Linked DNA regions of Homo sapiens: region 1 is linked to region 2. Evidence: chromatin loops called from intact Hi-C (ENCODE). Cell type or tissue: left ventricle myocardium inferior. All regions are shown on one strand. Each heading gives the region's core, and the rest is flanking DNA. Links, peaks and the distances in the headings are about the cores only. Region 1 has its middle 12 kb from the start of PLXNA1. Region 2 overlaps CHCHD6 (coiled-coil-helix-coiled-coil-helix domain containing 6).

Evidence for each region. A loop is a pair of places that touch in the nucleus more often than their neighbours do. Peaks named below come from ENCODE experiments on the same cell type or tissue, not always from the same donor. Only the 100,000 strongest peaks of a DNase experiment are listed, where the experiment ranks them.
Region 1: it touches region 2 in a loop (2.6-fold over the local background); 91 of 110 quality-filtered maps call a loop at or near these places.

The regions. Positions count from the first base shown.
Region 1 is chr3:126,965,584-126,977,207 of GRCh38, forward strand. No RefSeq gene overlaps it. Among named protein-coding and RNA genes, the nearest start is that of PLXNA1, 12 kb to the right of the region's middle. In left ventricle myocardium inferior, for the core only: no CTCF peak of the experiment used is centred there; a DNase peak (open chromatin) is centred at 6,578; H3K27me3 peaks cover 2,822 bases.
Region 2 is chr3:126,759,145-126,770,768 of GRCh38, forward strand. The region is part of intron 4 of CHCHD6 (coiled-coil-helix-coiled-coil-helix domain containing 6); the gene reads left to right. It also overlaps the pseudogene RCC2P4. Among named protein-coding and RNA genes, the nearest start is that of CHCHD6, 61 kb to the left of the region's middle. In left ventricle myocardium inferior, for the core only: no CTCF peak of the experiment used is centred there; a DNase peak (open chromatin) is centred at 6,250.

The DNA.
Region 1 (11,624 bases), core at 2,197-10,196, 210 kb after region 2:
TATCCTCATTTTATAAGTGGGGAAACTGTGGCACAGCGTGTGAGTGATTTGCCGAAGATCATGCAGTCTAAGAGCTAGGGCTGGGCTTGGAGCTGCCTGGCTCCAGAGTCCTGTGCCCAGTAACAAACTGTGCCTGCTGTTGGAGTCAGGGCCCTGGCTGTGTGCCGGGCGGGGCTCTGACACCCAGAGTCTTACTCCGCTCAGCTCCAGGGACTCAGCTGAGGGGCCAGTCCATTCCCCTCGCCTCTCCAGATGGGGAAGGTGGCCCCTGGCAGAAATGGCTGAAGTTTGTTCCTTCCCACATCATTACTGGCCTGGGGAAGTCCAGTGACCCCAGGCGGGGATCTAAGCCAGGCATCACCAGCAAGGTGGCTGTGAGCCCTGGAACAACAGCCCAGGTGAGGTGGGAGAAACTGGTCCTGCCTCAGCCTCTCACTGCCACCTCACCCTCCCGTGGCACTGCCACCCCCAAAGGTGCAGATGTGGCCACGGATGCCTAGAGTCAGGTGGCTAGGAGGGGAGTGGGAGCACCCAGGAAGGTGCCAAGTGGTCACCGTGGTGCTGCCACAGGAGATGAATCACTGAGACCTTCTGGGAGGACTCATTGGGTGAAAAGCATCGAAGCCTTTCAGAGTGTGCAAACTCACAAAAACAAGCAAAACAAACCCCACAACATTCCTCTGTTTGCTATTTACAAGAGACATCACCTTAATTATGAGAGCACAAGTTGATTGACAAGAAAGGAATAGAAAAAGATAGTCCTGCAAACTGTAAGAAAGCTGAAATGGTTGTATTAGTATCAGACTGAGCAGACTGAGACAGGAAGCATTATAGGCAACAAAGGGGGGGCATTTTGAATAACAGAAGGGACAGCTCACAGGAAGACTTAGAACCCCGAAATAAAACATGCGTGCACCTAACACAGAGCTTCAAAATACAGGAAGCCAAACTGGCAGAATGGAAAAAGCAATAGCCCAATCCGGAATCATCACTGGAGATTTGGGAATGTGCACACCGTTTGCATAGCAATTCTAGTTCTAAGAACGAATCCTAAGGAAGGAAGCATGTGTGCAGGTCCTGTGTCCTGGGCGCTCGTCCTGATGTCTGCTCACTGCCTCCTCCCTTTGTTCACACATAGCCCTGGAGCGCCCACCCTGGAGCCGGAGCATCCAAGCCTTGAGCCACTCCTGAACATCTAAGTCTGTTTTCTCATGTGTAAAGTGGGGACAGGCATAGGCACCGTCCCCTTAGGGAGCTGAACGCTCATGGAGTTGGGAACACAGGCAGGGCAAGTCTGCCCCCCAGGAAGGCCTTGGCTGCTGAGAGCCACTTCACCAACAGTACGCCCTGGGGGCCAGGGGCTTCATCCCTTGCCTGGTGATGGGGTGGGGTATAAAGGGTGTCTTCACTGGGAGTGACTTGGAAGCGGATCCCAACTCAGGAGCTAGCCCAGCCCACCCTCTGCCCACTGCCCCCTCCCTCACCACATGGGTGTGGACCCCGGTACCTCCTGAGAACTGCCCTGCAGGTTTATCTCTGAGTCAGCTGCTCAAGGGACACAGAGAACTAACATTACGCTCTCCCCATTCTATCCCAGGTGCCCTCCAAGCAGTAATGATACCAGTCCATTTCCTCATGGGCTTAGGATCTAGCAGGAAAGGTGACATTTGCCATCAATTGTGGTGAGGCCCCCAAGCTCAGGGCCTTAGGGCTTGGCCTAGGTCAGTGGTCCCCAGCCTTTCTGGCACAAGAGGCCAGTTTTGTAGAAGACAAATTTTGCATGGATGGGGTCGAGGCAGTGGGGAATGGTTTCAGAATGAAACCGTTTTCCCTCAGGTCACTGGGCATGAGCTAGATTCTCATAAGGAGTATGCAACCTAGATCCCTCGCATGTGCAGTTTACAATAGGGTTTGCACTCCTATGAGAATCTGATGCTGCCTCTGATCTGACAGGAGGCGGAGCTCAGGGAATGCTCGCCGCCCACCGCCCCCGTTCCTAACAGATCAGGGACTGGTACTGGTCCACAGCCCGGGAGTTGAGAACCCCTGGCCCAGGTGATGCGAAGTTAGAGGGCTGAGCTGGTGCTAGCCAGGTGAAGGAGCTGCTTTGTTCATGCTTTTTTCAGGGGGTGGGGGTTCTTTTGTTGTTTAGAGACAGTATCTCACTCTGTCATCCAGGCTGGAGTGCAGTGGCTCGATCCTAGCTCTCTGCAGCCTTGACCCCATGGGCTTAAGCGATCCTCTTGTCTCATCCTTCCAAGTAGCTGGGACTACAAGTGTGTGCCACTAGTGTTTATAATAGTGTCAAAATATTGGAAACAACCTAAATGCCCAACAATAGGGGATGAAATAAAATGTGGTACCTCCATAAGACAGCTCTAAAGCCTCTAAGAATAGGGATACTGAGTGTATTCACGTGGCACTTTCTCCACTCCATTTAAAGAAGTAGCATGCACTGTACAAACCCATTCTTTAAATGAAAAAAATCTTACCTATGCATATGTAAAAATATATAGATGCCCAGAGAAAAAGGTCAACAGCATTAGACATTAAAATGTTATCGCGCTTTTCTCTGGGGATAGGATTATGGATGTTTTGGTTTTTGTTTTATAATTGACTGTATTTTCTGTTTTTCTAAGTTAATCTGAATTTTGTTTATTACCCCCAGGCTAGAAGCCTCCTGAATGTAGATGTTGGACATGGTCTTCCACAGTCTGGGCCTGTCGGGTCGTGGCCAGGCCGGGGTCCGCTCTTCCGACACATCTGGGGTCTTCAGTGGGTGCTACCTGGGCCCAGCTGTTCAGCCCCCAGGCCAAGCCTGGATCTCCTTGAGTATTTTGCTTTCCCTGCCTGCCAAGCAGAGAGAGGCAAGGGCATAAACCCTGCGGAGGAGGAGAAGGGGGAGGAGGGACAAGGCAGGAGGCGACTGTGTGCCAGAGGGAGGCCCATAAAGCCATGGGAGTGGCAGCCGCAAGAGGGGTCTCCGTTGTTTATTCACCCTTTGTGTTTCATCTACTGAAGATGGAGCATGAGCAACACGAGGGAAAAGCCCTGTCCTCTGAGCTTAGAGATCAGTGGGGGAGACAGACTAGATCAAAAACAGGTTCTATAGGGTGGTACACAATGCAGAAAAAGCAGAGGGGATGGGACAGCCCGAAGCAGGCTGGGACAGGGGCTGCGGTTCCCTGCACGCCTCCTCTCCCAGGAGAGACACCCACACACAGGCGAGCCACCTCATTGCCCTGGCCCTGGGACCAGCACCGCCCAAACCGGGTTCTCTATAAGGAAAAACACTTCCCCCTCATATGTGATAACCTGCCTCATTAAATTTAATGGGCTGGTTATTCCCGTTAAATAAACATCAACTAATTATGAAAAACATATTTGCCGAAGTTTGACTATGAAATGGACGAGCCAATTACATGGTTATTCAGCCTCAAAACACACTCAGTAATGAAGTGGGGTGCAGACTAGCAGTGGGTGGGATGGGGGAGTGCCTGGAAGGCAGAGATCCCCTCTACCCTTTCCCATGCTGCAGAGCTTGGGGGGCCTCCAAATGTCAGCTTGCTGGACAGAGGCTCGGTGTCGGTCACCCCCTCCCGCACACGTGACAGAACCCTCGCTGAAACTGACTACCGCAAAGAATGTGTGGGCTTCAAAAGTCCAGGAGTGAGCTTCAGGCCAGCTGCATCTAGAGGCTTAACCACAGTTACTGGGACCTGGGCTTTCTCCTTCCAGCCCAGCTCTTTCTGTCCCCATTGTTTTGTTCCCAGCTTTCCATGGGTCCAAGCTCTGGTGTAGCTTAGCAAGGTCCTCTGCTGAGGGGCTCACCAGGCCAAGATGAGGTGAGGCACCCCGTGTGTCTCCGTGAGAGTCTCCAGCAATGCTCACCTTACAAGGTGAATTTCTCTTTCCCTGAACTTCCAGCTCAGGGTTAAAGGTCAGATAAAAAAAAAAAAAAACCCTAGCACTAACAAAGTAATATTAGAAAATCCTCCAGGGAGACCAGTAAGCATAAGAAAAAAACTATTCCACATCATCACGACTAACCAGGGAGATGCAAACTGAAACCACCAGGAAGTGCTTCTACATCCAAGCAATGGCTGAGGTGAAAGGACAGGCAATACCCAGCGTCAGTGAGAAGGAGCAACCCCCGGGGGCTCACTGCTGCTGTGAGGAGTATGAAAGGATGACAGTTGCTTCGGAAAATGGCTTGCCAGTTCCTTACAAAGTTAAACATTCGCCTACACTGCGATGCAGCAATCTTACTCCTGAGTTAATACCCAAGAGAATGAATATGTATGTCCTCTAAATAGTACGCACAAGAATGTTCATAGAGCCTTACTCATCACAGCCACAAGGTTAAAATAACCCAAGTGCCCATGGAAAGTAGAATGGTTAAGTTGTAGTTTATTCACACGATGAAATACTACAGCATCACGAAAAAGAACACACTCGAGCTCCCTGTAGCAACATGGATGGATCTCTCAGACACCTCGCGGTGAGAGACAGAGGCAGATACAGAAAAATTCACGGTTGTATTAGCTTTCTGCTGCCTCCTAACTAATGACCACAAACAGTCACTTGCAGCAATATATGTCTGTCCCCTGCTTTCCGTGGGTCAGAGCTCTGGTGTGGTGCAGCGAGGTCCAAGACTGCCCTCCAGATGTGGCTAGCCTGGGTTCCTCTCTGCAGCTCAGGCTCCTCATTCAAGCTCACCTGGATATTGGCAGAATTCATTATCTTGCTGGAGGATCGATGGGCTGTCTTTTTGCTATCAGCTCAGCTAGAGGCCACCAGTCGTCCCCTGCCTGGAGACTTGCTCACAGACTCTCCATTGCCAGCAAAGAGATCCCTTGTATGTGTAACATAATCATGAGAGGGACATGCCTTCACATTTGCCCAATCTATTGCTTGGAAGCAAGTCACACACTTAAGGTGGGGGGGATTATAGAGATCTGACTCATGGGAGACCTGGAGTATGTCTGCCATGGTACTGGATGGGTCTGTTTATATGAAGTTCAAAGATAGGCAAAACTAACCTATGGTGAAGGAGTCTGGATAGGGGTTCTCTGGGGGGCGAGGGGTGGGGTCAGAAGGAACCTTTGTTTTGTGGAGATTACACATGTATTTGTGTAGAAGTGTAAAGATGCATTCATTGAGCTGTGTGCCTAAGGATTGGGGACTGCATTGTATGTGAAGGAAATAAGAAGGAGAGAGGGAGAAGGGAAAGGAAAAAGGAAGGAAAGAAGGGAGGAGAGAGAGATCTATCTAAAAGCAGCTCTTAGTTTGTATGTTTTTTTGCAGAGAGGCAGGATGTCCCTCTGTATCTGCACGTTGGACACAGTGTATACGTCTCTTCATGGACACAGGAGACACCCATATCAGTTTTTGCTCTGGTGAGCTGGGGGCAGGTGCTGGAGGGAGGCCGACTTCATTGTATCCTTTTATGCATTTCTTGGATTTTTTTTTTACAACGAGCATATATTTTAATAATTAAAACATCTTAAAAAAAAAAAAAGGCCAGACAACTCAAAGGGTAAAGTGTACTTGGGGCGGCGGTGGCTGTGATATCAGAGCAATTGTCCCCACACCATCCCCACCTTATAGTGTGAAGTTGAGAGGTGAGTGCAGCTGTAAGTTGGGGAGACTGCTAGCATCTGTTCCAGGTTGGGGAAAGTCTCTTGTATTTTCCTCCTAGTGGCTGCAGCAAAGGGTCAGGTAGGGACACCACACCTGGGAATGCACACAGAGGAAGGTGAAACCAAGAAATAGATGCCTGGTGACATTATGGGAGTCCCCGGATTCAGCCCTGCCTGAAGCCAGACAGGGAAGCACATTGATGAATGTCCCTTGGGATGAAGCAAAGCCGGGTTTCAGCCAGCTTCCTCCGGTGCTGTCCTGCCCATGGTTTATGTCCGGTGTCTACTCTGACTGGCTGTTAAACATATACATATTTTTCAGTTTTTAAAGATGGAGTCACACTGTGTTGTCCAGGCTGGAGTCAACCTCCTGAATTCAAGTGATCCTCCCCCCTCAGCCTCCCAAGTAGCTGGGACTGCAGTCGCATGCCACTGCACCTAGCTTTGGCTGTTAAATGTTTAAATGTTTAAATATTTTAAACATTTTGGTGTTTATTCCTTGAGCCCAAAAAGCTCTGCCATCTGGATGGGGTCTCCAGGCCATGGGGCTTGGAGCTAGGTGCTGTGTGTTCAGGTCCAGCTCCTCCCTTCGCTGCCCTGCTGCCCCCTCCTCAGTGGGCCTGCGTCCCTGGGGCTGGTACCTGGCACACCACGTGCCCAGGAAGGGTGGGCAACTCGGTTGGCCTGGGCTTCTGAGGGCACAGGAGAGCTGGGCTGGTTCTGCCTGCGCATTTTCTGTGGAATGCAGACCATGCTGGCAACACCAGGGCCTCGGGACACCTCTGCTTCTGACGCAGGCCCAGGACAAGGGGTGATGCCCTGTGGTGAGCTGCAGCTGCTCCCAACCCAGGCCGGGTGGGCGGGTGCTTCAAGGCAGGCTTCCCAGAAGAGGAGGAGCCTGTGCGGGGGCTGGAGGAAGGTCAGCAGGGTGACCTCAGGGGAAATAAGTTGTTCCCTCTGTCTCCAGAACAGAGGAGCAGAACAAGCATCATGTGCAAAGCTCGTGGTGAACCGGGGAAAGCACAAAGCACCCCCGTGATGGAGGGTGGGGGTAGGGTAGGAAGAGAGGCTGGCAGGGGGAGGGCGACTCTCTGCTTCCTCCGGGGGCCTCTGTGGCTCCGTCTGTGGCTGTCCAGAGCAGTTGCCAAGTATGCCCCTGGGGCCTGTCACTTCTTCATGCCTTGGTTTCCTCATCCATGTAAAGGGGGCAGTCGTGGCCCCTCCCCACCCACCCGGTGGTCAAGATGCCTTGGGGAACCTGGCATAGGGCCGGCCCTTCAAATTTCTTTGCTCTGGTCCTCACAGAGACCCCAGGGCCACGTGATTTGTGGTGTGGTCCCGAAAAGGCACTGAGGGATGGTGTCGGGAGGGGACCCCATGTTGCTGCCTTCAAACCCTGTGCTCCTTCAGATGAGCCCCCAGCTGCCATGGTGGCATTCCCCGCTGGGCCAGGGTTGCTCCATAGGGCTGAGGCAGAGTATGGCATGGCGGTTAGAAGAGATCCCCAAACTCCCACCCTCCCTTTCCAGCTCCACTCCCACCCATGCACCAACCCATCAATAGTGCAGGCTGCTGCAAAGAGGCATGCATGGGGCTGGGGGTGGGTAGGGGGCTCCCAGCAGGCTCTCCATGGCTGGGGCTGGAATCCAAGGCTAGCAGCTCAGGCCCCTGGAGGCAGCCTGCTGCTGGTCAGGTGGCAGATTGTGTTTTCCAAAGACTGCCTCCCCTGCACATCCGTCCTGCAGGGCTTTGCAATGCACAGTGGGCCTGTCACCCCTGCCAGAAGAGGGGGCTGTGCTCTGTTCCCTGGAGAGCCATGGGGCTTGTCACCAATCTGCCTGATGCAGCGTAGCCCAGCGGTGGTGCCCTCCAGGCTTCTGAGCCCCAAACCCCCGCTTCTCCTCCTCTGTACTTCCTCTCCCTGCCCCCCTGGATGGGAGCTGTGCATGGACACATAAGAAGGTCGGCTGCCCTGAAGCCACCATGCTGGAGAGGCTGTGGAAAGGCCCCACAGAGCTAGACAGAGCTGCCAAAGAGCCCCGCCCCAGGGGAGTCTTGCCAGACAGGTGGGTGAGGAGCTGCAGCCTGTGCAAGTCCCAGCTGAGGCCTCGGACACTGGGACAGAGACCAGCCTTTCCCACTGTCCTCTCTGAATTCCCTGCAGAGACCATAAGAGAGAAGAGCAGCTACTGGCTGAAGCCACTACATTTTAGGGCGACTTGTGATGCTGCAGCAACTGATAGCAACTGCACCCCCACAGCCCCTGATGGATGCTCTGCCTGGCACCAGGCTCTGTGCCCCTGAGAAGATGGGCTCCCTGGCTTGCAGAGCTGCTATTTGTGGGGCCGGAATAATAAACAGCTGAATGGACCAGAGACTATCAGTTGGTTAAATGGGACTGGGATGCATTTTCCATCAGGGAATCAATCGGGGCTCCTCTGAAGAGGTGATATGAGCTCTGAGGCCTGGAGAAGGAAGAGATGGCTCTGGGAGCTGGGACCAGGCAGCCCAGCCCAGGATTGCTGTGATGGCCTCTGCTGGGTATGGCCCCCAGAGGCCTGCTGGCCTGTGAGCTCTATGGGGGTGCACAGGGCACTGGTTCTGCCCAAGAGGAAACGCCAGCAGTGGAGTTGGTGCTGGTGTAAGAGCAACAGCAAAGGTATTTTTTTTAACTTTTTATATTGAAATAATGATAATCTGTAACAATTACAGATTCACAGGAAGTTGGAAAGATAATAGAGAGAGAAGCCTGTGTACCCTTCACCCAGTTTCCCCCAATGGTCACATTCTACATAACCACCACACATCAGAAAAGGGACATTGGCACTGGTGTGACAAGGGTGTCAAGCCCTGTGTCACTTTATCACACATGGAGATCCATGTTTCTGTCCCTGTAACCAGGATACAGAGCTGTTCCCTCTCCATGGAGACCCCCTGGTACTCCCTTTCACAGTGACAATCACCCCCCTACCCCAGCTCCTGGCAGCCGCCAATCTCCTCTCCATCTCTATGATTTTGTTATTTCAAAAATGTTATATAAATGGAATTATGCCATTTACATTTTCTGTAATTACTGACATAACTTCAGTCTGCTGTTTTATTTTTTGCTTTGTTTGTTCCTGTGTTTGTTGGTGGTGGTGTTTCTCTATTTTCTTTTTTTTGCCTTGCTGAGTGTTACTTGGACATATTTAAGCATCTATTTTGGTTTTTGTACAGTGTTTTTAGTGTATATCTTTGTATAGATTTCTAGTGGCTGCCATACTGCATTATACATATGTACTTATCACAGTCTACTGCCATCAACATTTTACCATTTCGAGTGACATGTAGAAAGCTTCCCTCTCTTTGTGTCCCTTTTCCCCTTCCATTTATAATATAATTATCCTAAATATTTTTTCTACATACATTGAGACATTCGACAATGCTATAATTTTTGCTTCAACCACCAAATGTAACTTAGAAACCTTCAGAGAAGGGGTCCATTGTATTTACCCATAGTTTTGCTCTTTCCATTGTACTTTCTTCCTGATGTCTCAAGATTCCTTCCTTATCACTTTCTTTCCATGAGAAGAACTTCCTTTGGCCCTCCTTTCACAGTAGGTTTGCTGGCAACAAACTTACTTTTCCCTTCACCTGAGAAGGTCTTGATTCCTCCTCATTCCTGAGGGATAGTTTCACTGGGTATAGAATTTATGGTTGACAGCTCTTTTCTTATGGCACTTAAAAACGTTCCACTTATTTCTTGCCTCCATGCTTTCTGATGAGACATCCATGTTTTTTGGAAGGTGGTTACGTGGCTGCTTTCAAAATTGGGGTTTGTTGTTGTTTAGTTTTTGGAAGTCTGACTGTGATATGTCTTGGTGTGGATTTCCTTGGGTTTATAACGTTTGGAGTTCATTCAGCTTCTTAAATCCTTACATTTATGTCTTTTGCCAAGTTTAGGAGATTGCTTCTTCAATATTTTTTCGGCTTTGTCCTCTTTCTCTTCTCCTCCTGGCAATTAGATGACATGAATATTAGATCTTTTGTTATCTCTCAGAGAACTCTTTTCTCCCACCCCTAGTCTATTTTCTCTCTGTTTCAGACTGGGTGGTTTATATTGCTCTATCTCCAGGTTCACTGCATCTTTCCTTTGTCCCCTCTGTTCTGCTTTGGAGTTATCGATTAAGTTTTTATTCTGATTATTGTATGTTTTTAAAAAATTCTAAAGTGTCCATTTGGTTCTCTTTATAACTTCTATTTCCTTGCTGAAACATTCTTTATTTTCATTTGTTTCAAGCATGTTCATAATTGCTCATCAAAGCACCTTTAGGATGGCTGCTTTAAAAGCCTCATCAGGTAATCCTGATATTCCTTCCTGTTCAACATATACCAGTATTGGTGTATGCTGATTGTATTTTCTGGTACAACTGACATTTCTCTGGTTCTTGCTATGACAGGTGATTTTCTTATTGGATCTTGAAAGTTTGGGGTATTGTATGTTGAGACTCTGGATTACATTTCAATCTTCTGTTTCACAGCTGGCCTCTCCTGACCCCATATGGTAGACAGAGAGGGGTGCTGCCCCATTACATCAGGAATGGGGGAGGGAAACCCAGCATCCCCACTTTAACCCAGGTGTTTTTAGCACAATGAGAAAACTTGGGTTGCTTCCCTCATCTCCAGGGAAGCAGGAGGCTGATCTCTTGCTGCCCTGCTTCTTGGCAGGGCAGTGGGGGCAAGGGCTGCTAGGCCTTAAAAAGAGGGTGCCAGGGATGGCTTTTCCAGAGGCTATGGCCCTGGAGAGGGCTCCCATACTTGGGAACATCTTTGGTGACCTGACTGTGACCCCCAGGATGACAAGCAGCATTCTGGGAGTGGTAGGAGCTGGACTGAGCCACGGACTGCAAACTGGAGGCCTGCTGGCTGGGATCTTCACACTTTTGAAAGGTCTTGTTCACTCCACACTCTCCCAATAACATGTGCATGCATTCCACCGATTACTGCTGCTGCAGCCCTGGCCTGCTCCGGCATTTGGCCCATCTCACTATTTACCTCCATCAACTACTTGGCCCCTGAAGTCATCTGAGTTTGCAGCCCCAGGAGGAGGCAGTGCCAAGTCCCCCCAGTCTCCAGGGATTGCTTGCATGTGTGTGGGCAGGTGGGGGGCAGGGGGAGGGACTCTGCTACTCTGTCTTTTGTGCAATAAAGTATTGACATTGACCTGGTTTTGTCTCCAGACCGGGAGTGGGGTGGTGACAGACCTACGCCCAGAGTGGTCAAAGGGAAAGGAAGCCAAGGAGGGCTCCTGGGGTGGGGTGGGGGCTGCAGAGAGGCTTCCTGGAGGAGGGGAGAAGGAGCTTGGGCCTTGAAAAATGAATGGTGGCTGGACACAGTGGCTTACGCCTTAATCCCAGCACTTTGGGAGGCTGAGGCAGGAGGATCACTTGAGTCCAAGAGTTTGAGACCAGCCTGGCCAAGATAGGTAGACCCCATCTCTACAAAATTAAAAAAAAATAAAAATAAAAATAAAGAGGAAAGGGCCAGGTGGGGACCCTCTTGGCCAGGAGCACAGCATGAGGAAAGGCCTGATGTGGAGGTGTCTTTGGAGCAAGAGTACAGTGTGCAAAGAGCACTGGGTACCAGGGAGACATGGCTGTAGGGTGGCCTGTTGGCCCCACAGGGTCCTGAGCGCAGGCATCTCCACACTACCCACTGTGCCACATGGCAGAACATGGGTTGCAGCGCCCACAGGGGAGCCACACCACTTGCTCTGGAAACTGGGCCCCACCACCACCTGGCTGTGGCCTTGGTCAGAACAGCCCCTGACTTGCTGCTGTGTCCACATGTGTAGATGGGTGACAGCAGTCTGCCCACCTCATAGAGGAGCTCAGCGGATAAGCACGTGGATTCCTGCCTTGTGCGTGCTGAGCATTTGGTCCCAGCTGGATGTGGCGGAAGGTGGACAGCGGGTGGGCTGTGCTGGCTGTGGAGGTGCAGATC
Region 2 (11,624 bases), core at 1,370-9,369:
GTAATCCAGTGGTTAGCCCTACTACTCTTCTGAAATGATTTACTCAGATGCTTTCCTGCCTTCCAAAGCCAGAGTGTTCTTCAGGCCTCACTCTACCTGTATTGTTATTGAGTCATGTAAGAGTTACTTGGAGATATTGTAATTTCATCCATAAATACCTGAATATGCATCTCATCTCCTTAAGAACAAGAACATTCTCCTGTCTCACCACAATAAGATGATTGTACTTTCTACCTCATACATAGGCTACATTCAGTTTTCCTTGTCCCAATCAAGTCTTTTGTAGTGGTCATTTGAAATTCCAAGATTCAGTCAAGGACATGCATTTCTTATAGTTGCTGTGTCTCTTGTGTGCTTTAATCTAGTAGAAGAGTTTTCCCAGGCCTTATTTAGTCTTTTATGACATTGATATTGAAGAACCCAGCTACACTGTCTCTATAAAACCACTTGGATTTTTCTGATCTTTTCCTCATGATGAGGTTCAGGTTAAATGGTTTGGTCAAATAGGCGCTACCGGGTGATTTTTTGCTCTCCTCACTGTATTATATCAGGAGATACATGATGGCAGCTCCTGTCGCTCTTGGCACCATTAAATTTGATTACTTGGTTAAGGTGGTTTATACCACATTTTGCTATGGTAAAGGTACTGTTAGTCTGTTCTTGCATTACTGTGAAGAAATATCTGAGGCTGGGTAGTTTATAAAGAAGAGGTTTAATTGGCTTAGGTTTCTGAAGGCTGTACAGGAAGCATGGCACTAGCATCTGCTCGCTTTTGGAGAGGCCTCAGGGAGCTTTTACTCATGGTGGGAAGGCAAAGGGGGAATAGGCGTCTCACATGGTGAGAACAGGAGCAAGGACTGGGGAGGTGCCACATACTTAAAACAACTAGATCTCTTGAAAACTTGCTCACTGTGGTGAGGACAGCACCAAGCCATGAAGGATCTGCCCCATGACCTAAACACCTCCCATCAGGCCCCACCTCCAACACTGGGGATTACATTTCAACATGAGATTTGGGTGGGGACAAATACCCAAACTATATCAGGTACCTGTTCCTTTTTGAAATTAGTAAGTAATCTGTGGGGTGATGCTTTGCAAGTGTGTGGGATATCCTGTTTCCAGCCTTTCGTCCAACAATTTTCTGCCCATTGATGATTCTTGATTTGTTTTTTCAGTTCTTCTATTGTGGTAAAATATATATAAAATAAAATTTGCCATTTAAGTCATTTTTAAGTATACAATTCATTGGCTTTAATTATAGTCACAATGTTGTGCAACCATCACCACTCTCCTTTTCCGGAACTTTTTCATCATTCCAAACTGAAACTGTACCCATCAAACAAAAATTCCCCCTTTCCCATATCTTTGGTCCTGTCAACTACTCCATTCTACTCTGTCTCTATGAATTTCACTACTCTAGGGACCTTATATAAGTGGAATCATAACAGTATTTGTCCTTTTGTAACTGGCTTATTTCACTTAACATAATACCTTCAAGGTTTATCCGTGTTATAGCATGTGTCAGAATTTCTTTCCTTTTTAAAGCTAAACAATAGTCCATTGTATGGATAGGCCACATTTATTCATCTGTTGATGGGCACTTGAGTTGTTTCTACCTTTTGGCTATTGTGAGTAATGCTGCTGTGAACAAGAGAGTGCAAATATCTCTTCAAGACCCTGCTTTCAATTCTTTTTTTTTTCTCATTTGGAGGCAGGTCTTGCCCTGTCACCCAGGCTGGGGTGCAGTGGCACAATCATAGCTCACTGTAACCTCAAACTCCTGTGCTCAAGTGATCCTCCTGCCTCAGCCTCCTGAGTAGCTGGGACTACAGCTGTGCACCACCATGCCCATCTAATAAAAAATAATTTGTAGAGAGAGGATCTTGCTGTGTTGCCCAGGCTGGTCTCAACCTCCTGGCAAGCGATCCTCCTGCCTTGGCCTCCCAAAGCGTTAGGATTATAGGCATGAGCCACTGTGCCTTGCCAATATATATATACGCACACACCCCCATAAGTAAAATTGTTGGATCATGGATTAATTTTGTTTTTAATATTTTAAGGAACTGCCTTACTGTTTTCTATAGCAGCTGCACCATTTTACATTCTTACCAGTTTCTCCACATCTTGGAGATGAGAGGTCCAGCTTCTCCACATCTTTGTCTCTGTCTCCATCTTCACATGGCATTCTTCCCTCTGTGTCTGTCTCTGTGTCCAGATTTTCCTCTTCAAAGGACACCAATTATATGACATTTAGGGCCCACCATAATACAGTATAACTTCATTTTAACTAATTACATCTGTAAAGAATGTAATTATCTATTTCCAATCAAGCTCACATTCTGCACATCATAGCTAACTCCAGCCTCCAATGGCTGGGCTCAAGCAGTCCTCCTTCCTCAGTTTCCCAAGTATCTGGGACTATAGGCATGCACCACCATGCCTGGCTAATTTTTTTATTTTTTAATAGGGACAGGGTCTTGCTATGTTGACCAGTCTGGTCTCAAACTATTGGCTTTAAGTGATTCTCCTGCCTTGGCCTCCTAAAGGGCTGGGATTACAAGTGTGAGCCACCGCACCCAGTCCTGTTAATTCTTCTTTAAATGTTTGGTAGAATTCACTACTGAAGCCATCTGGTTCTGGACTTTTCCTTGTTGGGAGGTTTTTGATTACTGACTTTGATTACTCTTGTTAAAGTCTTTTGAAATGTTCTATTTATTCTTGAGTTAGTTTAGGTAATTTGTGTGTTTCTAAGAATTAGTCTTTTTCGTCCAGGTTATCCAATTTGTTGGCATATATTTGTTTATAATGCTCCTTATGTCCTTTTTATTTCTGTAGAGTCATTAGTAATGTTCCTATTTTTATTTCTTATTTTAGGTATTTGTATTTGCTATCTTTTTCTTTGTCAGTCTTGCTAAAGGCTTGTCAATTTTGTTGATCTTTTAAAAGAACCAACTTTTGACTTCATTGATTATCTTTTGTTTTTCTATTCTCTGCTTCATTTATCTCCACTCTAATAATCTTTATTATTTCCTTCCTTTTGCCAGCTTTGGGTTTAGTTTACTCTTTTTCTAGTTCTTTAAGTTATAAACTTAGGTTATTAGTTTGAGATCTTTCTTGTAATGTAAAGATGTATGCTGTAAATTTCCCCTTGAGCACTGCTTTCCTTCTATCCCGTAAGTTTTGGTATGTTGTGTTTTTGTTTTCATCCATTTCAAGTTATATCCTAATTTCCTTTTCTGTTTTCTTCTTTGATAAATTGGTTGTTGAGTATGTGATTTCCACAATATTTGTGAATTTTTCAGTTTTCTTTCTCATTGATTTCTACCTTCATTCCATTGTGGTTGGAGAAGATACTTCTTATGATTTCTGTCTTCTAAATTTGTTGAAGCTTGTTTTGTGCCCAATATATGGTCTATGGGGAGTGTTCTACATATGTCTATTAAGTCTCATTGGTTTATAGTATTGTTCAAGTCCTCTGTTTTCTTATTAATCTGTCAAATTGTTGTGTTTATTATTGAGAATAGGGTATTGAAATCTTGAACTTTTAGAACTATTTGTCCCTTTTATTTTATGAACGTTTGCTTCCTATACTTTGGAGCTCTGTTTTTCAGTGCATGTATATTTATACTTGATATATCTTCTTGATGAATTGACCCTTTTATTAACGTATATCCTTTTTTGTTTCTTGTGACTATTTTGTACTTAAAGTCTACTTTATTTTGCATATTATTATAGCCACCCAGCTCTTTTAGTTATTTTGCATACTTTCAGTTCCAACCTATGTGCCTTTGGATCTAATGTAATTTTCTTGTAGACAGTTTATGTATCCATTCTGCCAATCTCTGCCTTTTGATTGGAGTGTTTAATACATTTACATTTAAAGTAATTATTGAGAAGGAAGGACTTTTGCCATTTTTGCTATTTGTATAGCTTTTATTGTCCCTCAGTCCTTCATTTCTGCCTTCTTTTGTATGTAGTTGATTTTTCTAATGTAGTTAACTGATTTGATTCCCTTCTGCTGTCTTCCTTTCCTTTCCTTTCTGCTTCTTCCTTTCCCCTTTCATCTTTCTCCTTTTTCTTTTCCCTTTTCCTTTCCTTTTTCCCTCTCCTTCCTTTCCTTCCCCTCCCCTCCCTTTCCCTCTTCTCCCTTTTTCCCCCTCTTCTCCCCTTTTTCCCCCTCTTCTCCCTCCCCCTCCTCTTTCAACAAGGTTGTGCTCTGTTGTCCAGGCTGCAGTACAGTGGCATGATCATAGCTCACTGTAATCTCAAACTTCTGGGCTCACACAAGCCTGCCTCAGCCTCCTAAGTACCTAGGCCTATAGGTGGTTGCCACCATGCCCAACTATTGTTTTTGTTTGTTTATTTGTTTGTATTTTTTTAAAGATGGGGTCTTGTTATGTTGTCCAGGCTAGTCTTGAACTCCTGGCCTCAAGTGATCCTCTTGCCTTGGCCTCCCGAAGTGCTGGGCTTACAAGCATGAAGTACCACACTCAGCCTCATTTCTTTTAGCGTATATTCTTCAGATACTTTCTTTGTGGTTACAATGGGGATTACAGTTAACATCCAAAATTTCTAACAATCCAGTGGAATTGATATCAGTTTAACTTAAAATCTCTGCCAATTCATGGAGACAGAAAGTAGAATAGAAGTTACCAGAGGCTATGGGAGAGGAAGTTGAGGAATTATGGTTTAACCAGTAAAGAGCTTTTGTGTGGGATGATGCAAAAGTTTTAGAAATGGATAGTGGTGGTAGTTACTCAGCATTTTGGATGTACATAATGCTGAAATTGTATGCTTTACAATGGTTAAAAATGGCATATTTTATTTATATTTTACCACAGAGAATAAAGCTAAAAACAACTAACTCTGCTTCTATATAGCTCTGCTCCCCTATTTATGTTATCGTCACAAATTATATTTTTATACATTGTGTCCCAATAATATAGATTTATAATTTTTTTGTTTTCTAGACAATTATATCATTTATTTAAAATGTTTACTCTAAGAAATATATATATACACACACATATATACACATACATACATACATACATGCATATATATATATATATATATATATAAATATATGAAATAATACAATTACAGCACTAAACCAGGCACCTTCAACCAAATCACAACCTTCTCTTTGATTCCCCTTCATGCTAATCATCTTTCAAATTCTTTGTCCTGAGCTGGAAGACCAGTCAGATGCCCACGGGGTCAGCACCAAGCACGTTCCCAGCTGGGCAACTGTGTACCTTTCTCTAGGAGTACAAGACGACCTTCCCCACAACTCCTTGTTTTAAAGGATTTAACCCATTCGGAAGTTCATTTTTTAATTTAAGCCAAAGGGAGGTGCGGGACAAGGCAGTCTTCACTTCGAAGGTCCCTTTCCTGCTCCACTCCCTGGCTAGGGTTCTAGAAGAGGCTGGCTGCCAGGTTTACATGAGGCTGCCGGAAGATCTAAGTGCAGCTCCGCCCAGGGCGGCTCCTGCAAAGGCTAGGACTTCGGGTGCTGCGTCCTCAACCCTCTGGGTGACCACAACTCAAAGGAGAGACGTCAAGGATTCCAGGAGCACAGATGCCTGGGTTGCGTTCCAGGAAAGAGACCTGTCCAGGCAAACGGATCAGGCTGTCTCCTGGAAGTTTGAGTTAGAGATGGTGGTTTTGGGGTGATTTGGACAAATTAGGTTAGTTTAGCAAAGCTCTGAAGTGGCAGAAGCTTCTCCCCTGGACTACTGATTGAACACAGAACACGAGATGCACGTGGCATCTCTAAGACTTAAGTCTTAGAGAGATGCAGGCCAGCTTCCTCCCATAGGGCCTTGGGACTGGCGGGACAGACACTGCTACGTGCCCTCCAAGGGCGGGAGTCACGGTAAGGAGTGACTGGGGTGGAAAATAGAGAAAAAAGCAACAACAACTAGATCATTTTTGGCATTTTAACATGGAGACAGTGACAAGTGGTAACAATAGCAAATGCAAACAACAACAACAAAAAAACTTGAAGAGACCAATATTTAACTTTCCCATCTACCCAGTTCTCACATTTAAGTTCTATTCTCATCTCCCCCATAAGCACCACTGAATTAAATATCTATTTTAAAGCACCCAAACCAGTCCAGACCCTCTGGAAACCAAGAGCCCTAGCCAGAGCTGTCGCCTCTCTTGGGTCCAGGTGAGAGGAGGGTTCCAGGAAAGGCACCTCATTACTCACTCAGCACAGCGAGCTCGGGCACAGGCACTTGACGGGGACACTGGTGGCAGTCACAGCATCCGTGCTGACACGCAAGGAAGGACATTCTTTGGTAATCTCAAATATTTGGTACCAGAGCCAAGCAAACGTGACTAAAGAGAGCTGAGTCAGCAGAACGGTACCCCGAGTCTCAGTAACAGGACGGCCTGTGCGACGCAGGATCCAGGTAGGGGAAAAAAGGAGACCAAAGCACAAGGTGATCAAGGCTGGTACAGAAAGGGCTGATCCTTCTTGCAAGGACTGGAGAATGCACTTGACTGCTGGCTGATCAATCTCTAATTGGTGAGTGCATGTGACAAGGCTCAGCCCTGGCTCCACAGGGAACCACCTCTGCCCCACCCCCAAGTCCCCATGGTTCCACCATCACCTGATTTTCATTTGGACTTCTTTAACAGCTAAAGTAGATATAAATGGCTAAACACAGACTCCCAATCCCCCTCCAGGGGGACACTGCAGATTATAGGCAGCCAAGGGGAGAAACAGAACCAACACCGGCTTAGGCCAATCTGCAAGAAAAAGCAGGAAAGGAGGACCCGGATGCTTCCAAAGCATGTGAGCGTGGTTTTGGATGGAAGCAGGCCGGTGACTTTGCCTGGCTGCTGCTGGTTCCTGTAAGGGACATTTTTTCTGATTAAATGGCGATTCCTCTTCTATGTAGCATCTGCTTGGATCATGATGGTAATCATAACTGGAAAGGGGTGTTTTGGGGAGTGTATTCAGGAGAGGAAGAAAGAAAAAACTTAAAAAAAAACCTAGATTGCTGAAAGTTTCTGCCTCTTGTAGGAATGGTAAGTCAACTATCAGCAAGTATTTTAATTCGACATTAAAGGGAAAAAAACGTACTTTGGAAAGCATACAGAACAAAAGGTAAATATTGGATCACTTGTAAAATGGAATCTTATGGAGTCTAAACAAAAATGCACCTTAGGTCAGCTTTTGCTTTTTTAAATACCTCGTTTGACTTCCCATCCCAGTGCACATGGAAGTGACAGCTGCCACGAGAGGTGTAGAGTCGGAGAAGTCTCTGGGAGCATCAAAGGGTTTGGCGGTTGTATTCTGGTAGTTTCTTGATCTTCTCTTTCTCGGTCTCACTTTTGTCTCTTGGTGTCACCAAAGAGTGTGAGTAGCCCATGGTGACCTCTGAGAAAATGCCATCCAGAGTCTTCACCTCCTGGGCTGCAGTGGAAGACTTGGGCTTGTGGTCCCTTAGCCCAGTTCCCCGAAGGTCGGTGATGGGCCCCAGCTATGGTGCTCTCTCGGTGGCCACAATGATGCTGCTCTTCCCACAAGCCAGGCTCTGGATTATCCAGCCACAGAGGTCCTGCACTGCTTTTGGGTATGTGGTAGATTCACGGGAGGTGTTGGTGGCCCCCTGGAAAAACAGACCACCCACTTCACTGATGGCAAAGGAGCAGGTGTAACCAGTATAGATCTGGGACACCCGATGTCCAGGGAAGTCAAACAGCTTCACCAGGTGGGGGACCATCTCATCCTGCTCTGCGTGGCCCAGCCGGCCATAGCCACTGAAGCCCCAGGAGAAGACTCACTTCTGGGAGTCCAGGACCAGTGTGTGGTTAGCGCCACAGGCTACGTCTCACACAGCTACATTTGGTACAGGCAGGATCTGCCTCAATGAAGATGGTCACTCAATGGGGAACCAGTCTGTAGTTGTACTCTGTCCGCCGTGCCCGGGCGATGAACTTCCCATCCGAGTTGTGTCCCAGCTGACCATATTCATGGCACCCAAAGGAATAGAGGTTTCCTTTGCAGTCCATTATCATACTGAATTCAGCCCCAAAGGCCATTTTGGTAATTGGCTGGCCATTGTATATTATCTGTGCGGGGCTGGGGATAGTGTCTGTCAGGTTGCCAAGGCCCAGCTGCCCCATCTTGTTCTCCCCAAACGCAAACACGGAGCCCATTTCCATCAAGGCCAAGGTGTAGTTCTGCCCACATGCTGCAGACATGATCACTTCGTGGCTGAGGCCCTCGATGAGTCTGGGGGCTCCTACTCTCTTGGTGTCACCATGTCCCAGCTGCCCTTTCTCATTCCTAGATTTCCAAAGAATCTTTCCTGACTTTTCCTCCCATGCCTGTTAGGTGCTCTCTTTTCTGTCCAGACCATGATTTTCCCACCAGGCACCTGTGTGTTGTTAGCTTACCCAAAGCATTTTCTATTTTTTATTTCTATTTATTTATTTTCAACATTTAGGTTCAGGGGTGCTTGTGAAGGTTTATTATATAGGTAAACTGCATGTCACAGGGGTTTGGTGTACTAATAATTTCATCACCCAGATAATTAGCCTAGTACCCAAAGGGTATTTTTTCTGATTCTCTCCGTCTTCCTACCTTCCACCCTCAAGTAGGCCCCAGTGTCTGTTATTCCCCTCCTAGTATCCAAGTGTTTTCATTGTTTAGCTCCCACTTGTAAGTGGGAACATGCAGCCTTTGGTTTACTGTTCCTGTGTTAGTTTGCTTAGGATAATGGCCTCCAGCTCCATCTATGTTGCCACAAAGGACACGATCTCATTCTTTTTTATGTCTGCATAGTATTCCATGGTGTACATGTACCACATTTTGTTTATCCAGTGTACCATGGATGAGTATTTAGGTTGATGCCATGTCTTTCCTATCGTGAATAGTGCTGCAGTGAACATATGTGATATGGTTTGGGTCTGTGTCCCCGCCCAAATCTCATGTCGAATTGTAATCCCCAGTGTTGGAGGTGGGGCCTAGTGGGCAGTGATTGGATCGTGGGGGTAGATTTCTCATGCATGGTTTAGCACCATCCCCTTAGTGCTGTTTGTGTGATAGTGAGTGAATTCTTGTGAGATCTGTTTATTTAAAAGTGTGTAGCACCTCCCCTAACCTCTCTCTCTCGCTCCTGCTTCTGCCCTGTAAGACAGCTGTTCCCCCTTTGCCTTACACCATGATTGGAAACTTCCTGAGGTCTCTGCAGAAGCAGAAGCCACTATGCTTCCTGTACAGCCATGCACAGGAAGAACTTGTTCTTCTTGTGTACCTTTTCATCCTGTGCAGCAGAACTGCGAGCCAGTTAAACCATTTTTCTTTATAAACTACCCAGTCTCAGGTATTTCTTTATAGCTGTGCAAGAACGGACTAATACAATATGCATGTGTGTGTCTTTATGGCAGAACAATTTATATTCCTTTGGGTATATACCCAATAATGAGATTGCTGGGTTGAATGATAGTTCAATTTTAAGTTCTTTGGGGAATCTCGCCACATTTTCCACAGAGGCTGAAGTAATTTACATTCCCACAGCAGTGTCTATAAGCATACCCTTTTCCCCACAACCTCGCCAACATCTATTATTTTTTGACTTTTTAATAATATTCTGACTGGTGTAAGATGGTATCTCATTTTGATTTTGATTTGCATTTCGTTAATGGTTAGTGATGTTGAGCATTTTTTCATATGCTCATTGGCTGCATGTATGTCCTTTGCCCACTTCTTAATGGGGTTATTTTTTTGCTTATTAATTTGCTTAAGTTTCTTGTAGATTCTAGGTATTAGACCTCTGTCAGATGTATAGCTTGCAAATATTTTCTCCCATTTTGTAGGTCGCACGTTTACTCTGTTGATAGTTTCATTTGCTCTGCAGAAGTTCTTTAGTTTAATTAGATTCCATTTGCCAATTTTTGTTTTTGTTGCAATTGCTTTTGGTGTCTTTGTTGCGAAATATTTGCCAAGTCCTATGTTCAGAATGGTATCTTCCAGTATTTTATGGTTCTAGGTTTTACATTTAAATATTTAATCCATCTTGAGTTGATTTTGTATGTATTGTAAGGTAGGGGTTCAGTATCACTCTTCTGCATATAGCTAGCCAGTTATCACAGCACCATTTATTGAATAGGGAGTCTTTTCCTCATTGCTGGTTTTGTCAAAGATTAGATGATTCTTAGGTATGTGGCATTACTTCTGGGTTCTCTATTCTGTTCCGTTGGTCTGTGTGTCTGTTTTTGTACCAATACTCTGCCGTTTTGTTTACTGTAGCCCTGTAGTATAGTTTGAAGTTGGGTAACATGATATCTCCCGCTTTGTTCTTTTTGCTTAGGATTGCCTGGGCTATTTGGGCTCTTTTTTTCTTTCATTTTTTTGAGATGGAGTCTCACTCTGTTGCCCACGCTAGAGTGCAGTGTTGCGATCTTGGCTCACTGCAACCTCTGCCTCCCAGTTCAAATGATTCTCCTGCCTCAGTCTCCCGAGTAGCTGGGATTACAGACCTGTGCCACCACTCCTGGCTAATTTTTTTTGTACTTTTAGTAGAGATGGGGTTTTGCCATGTTGGCCAGGCTAGTCTTGAACTCCTGACCTCAAGTGATCCACCCAGCTTGGCCTCCCAAAGTGCTGAGATTACAGGCATGAGCCACCATACCTGGCCCAGGCTCTTTTTTGAATATGAATTCAATATGAATTTTAAAATAGTTTTTCCTAATTCTGTGAAGAATATCATTGGTAATTTGATAGGAATAGCATTGAATCTGTAAATTGCTTTGTGCTGTATGGCCATTTTAATCATACTAGTTTTTTGTATCCGTGAGCATAGAATGTTTTTCCATTTGTTTGTGTCATCTCTGATTTCTTTGAGCCATGTTTTGTTTTGTTTTGTAATTCTCATTGTAGAGATTTTTTACCTCCTTGGTTACGTGTATTCTAAGGTATTTTATTCTTTTTGTGGCTATTGTGAATGGGATTGTGCTCTTGATTTGGCTCTTGGCTTGGATGTTTTTGGTGTATAGTAATGCTACTGATTTTTGTATGTTGCTTTTGTATCCTGAAACTGTGCTGAAGTTGTTTATCAGATCAGGGAGCTTTGGGCAGAGACTAGATATAAAATCATGTTGTCTGCAAATAGGGATAATTTGACTTCCTCTTTTCCTGTTTGGATGCTGTTTATTCTTTCTTTTGTCTGATTGCTCTGGCCAGGATTTCCAATAATATGTTGAATAGAAGTGATCAGAAAGGACATTCTTGTGTTGTGCCAGTTTTCAAGGGGAATGCTTCCAGCTTTTGCCCATACAATATGATACTGGATGTGGATTTGTCATAGATAGCTCTTATTTTCAAGTATGCTCCTTCAATGCCTAACTTATTGAGGGTTTTTAACATGAAGGGATGTTGAATTTTATAGGAAACCTTTTCTGCATCTATTGAGATGGTCATGTGGTTTTGTTTTTAGTTCAGTGAATGGGTTGAACCACATTTATTGATATGCGTATGTTGAACCAACCTTGCATCCCAGGGATAAAGCCTACTTGATCATGGTGGATTAGCTTTTCTGTGTGCTACTGGATTTGGTTTGCTGGTATTTTGTTTAGGATTCTTGCATCTGTGTTTATCAAGG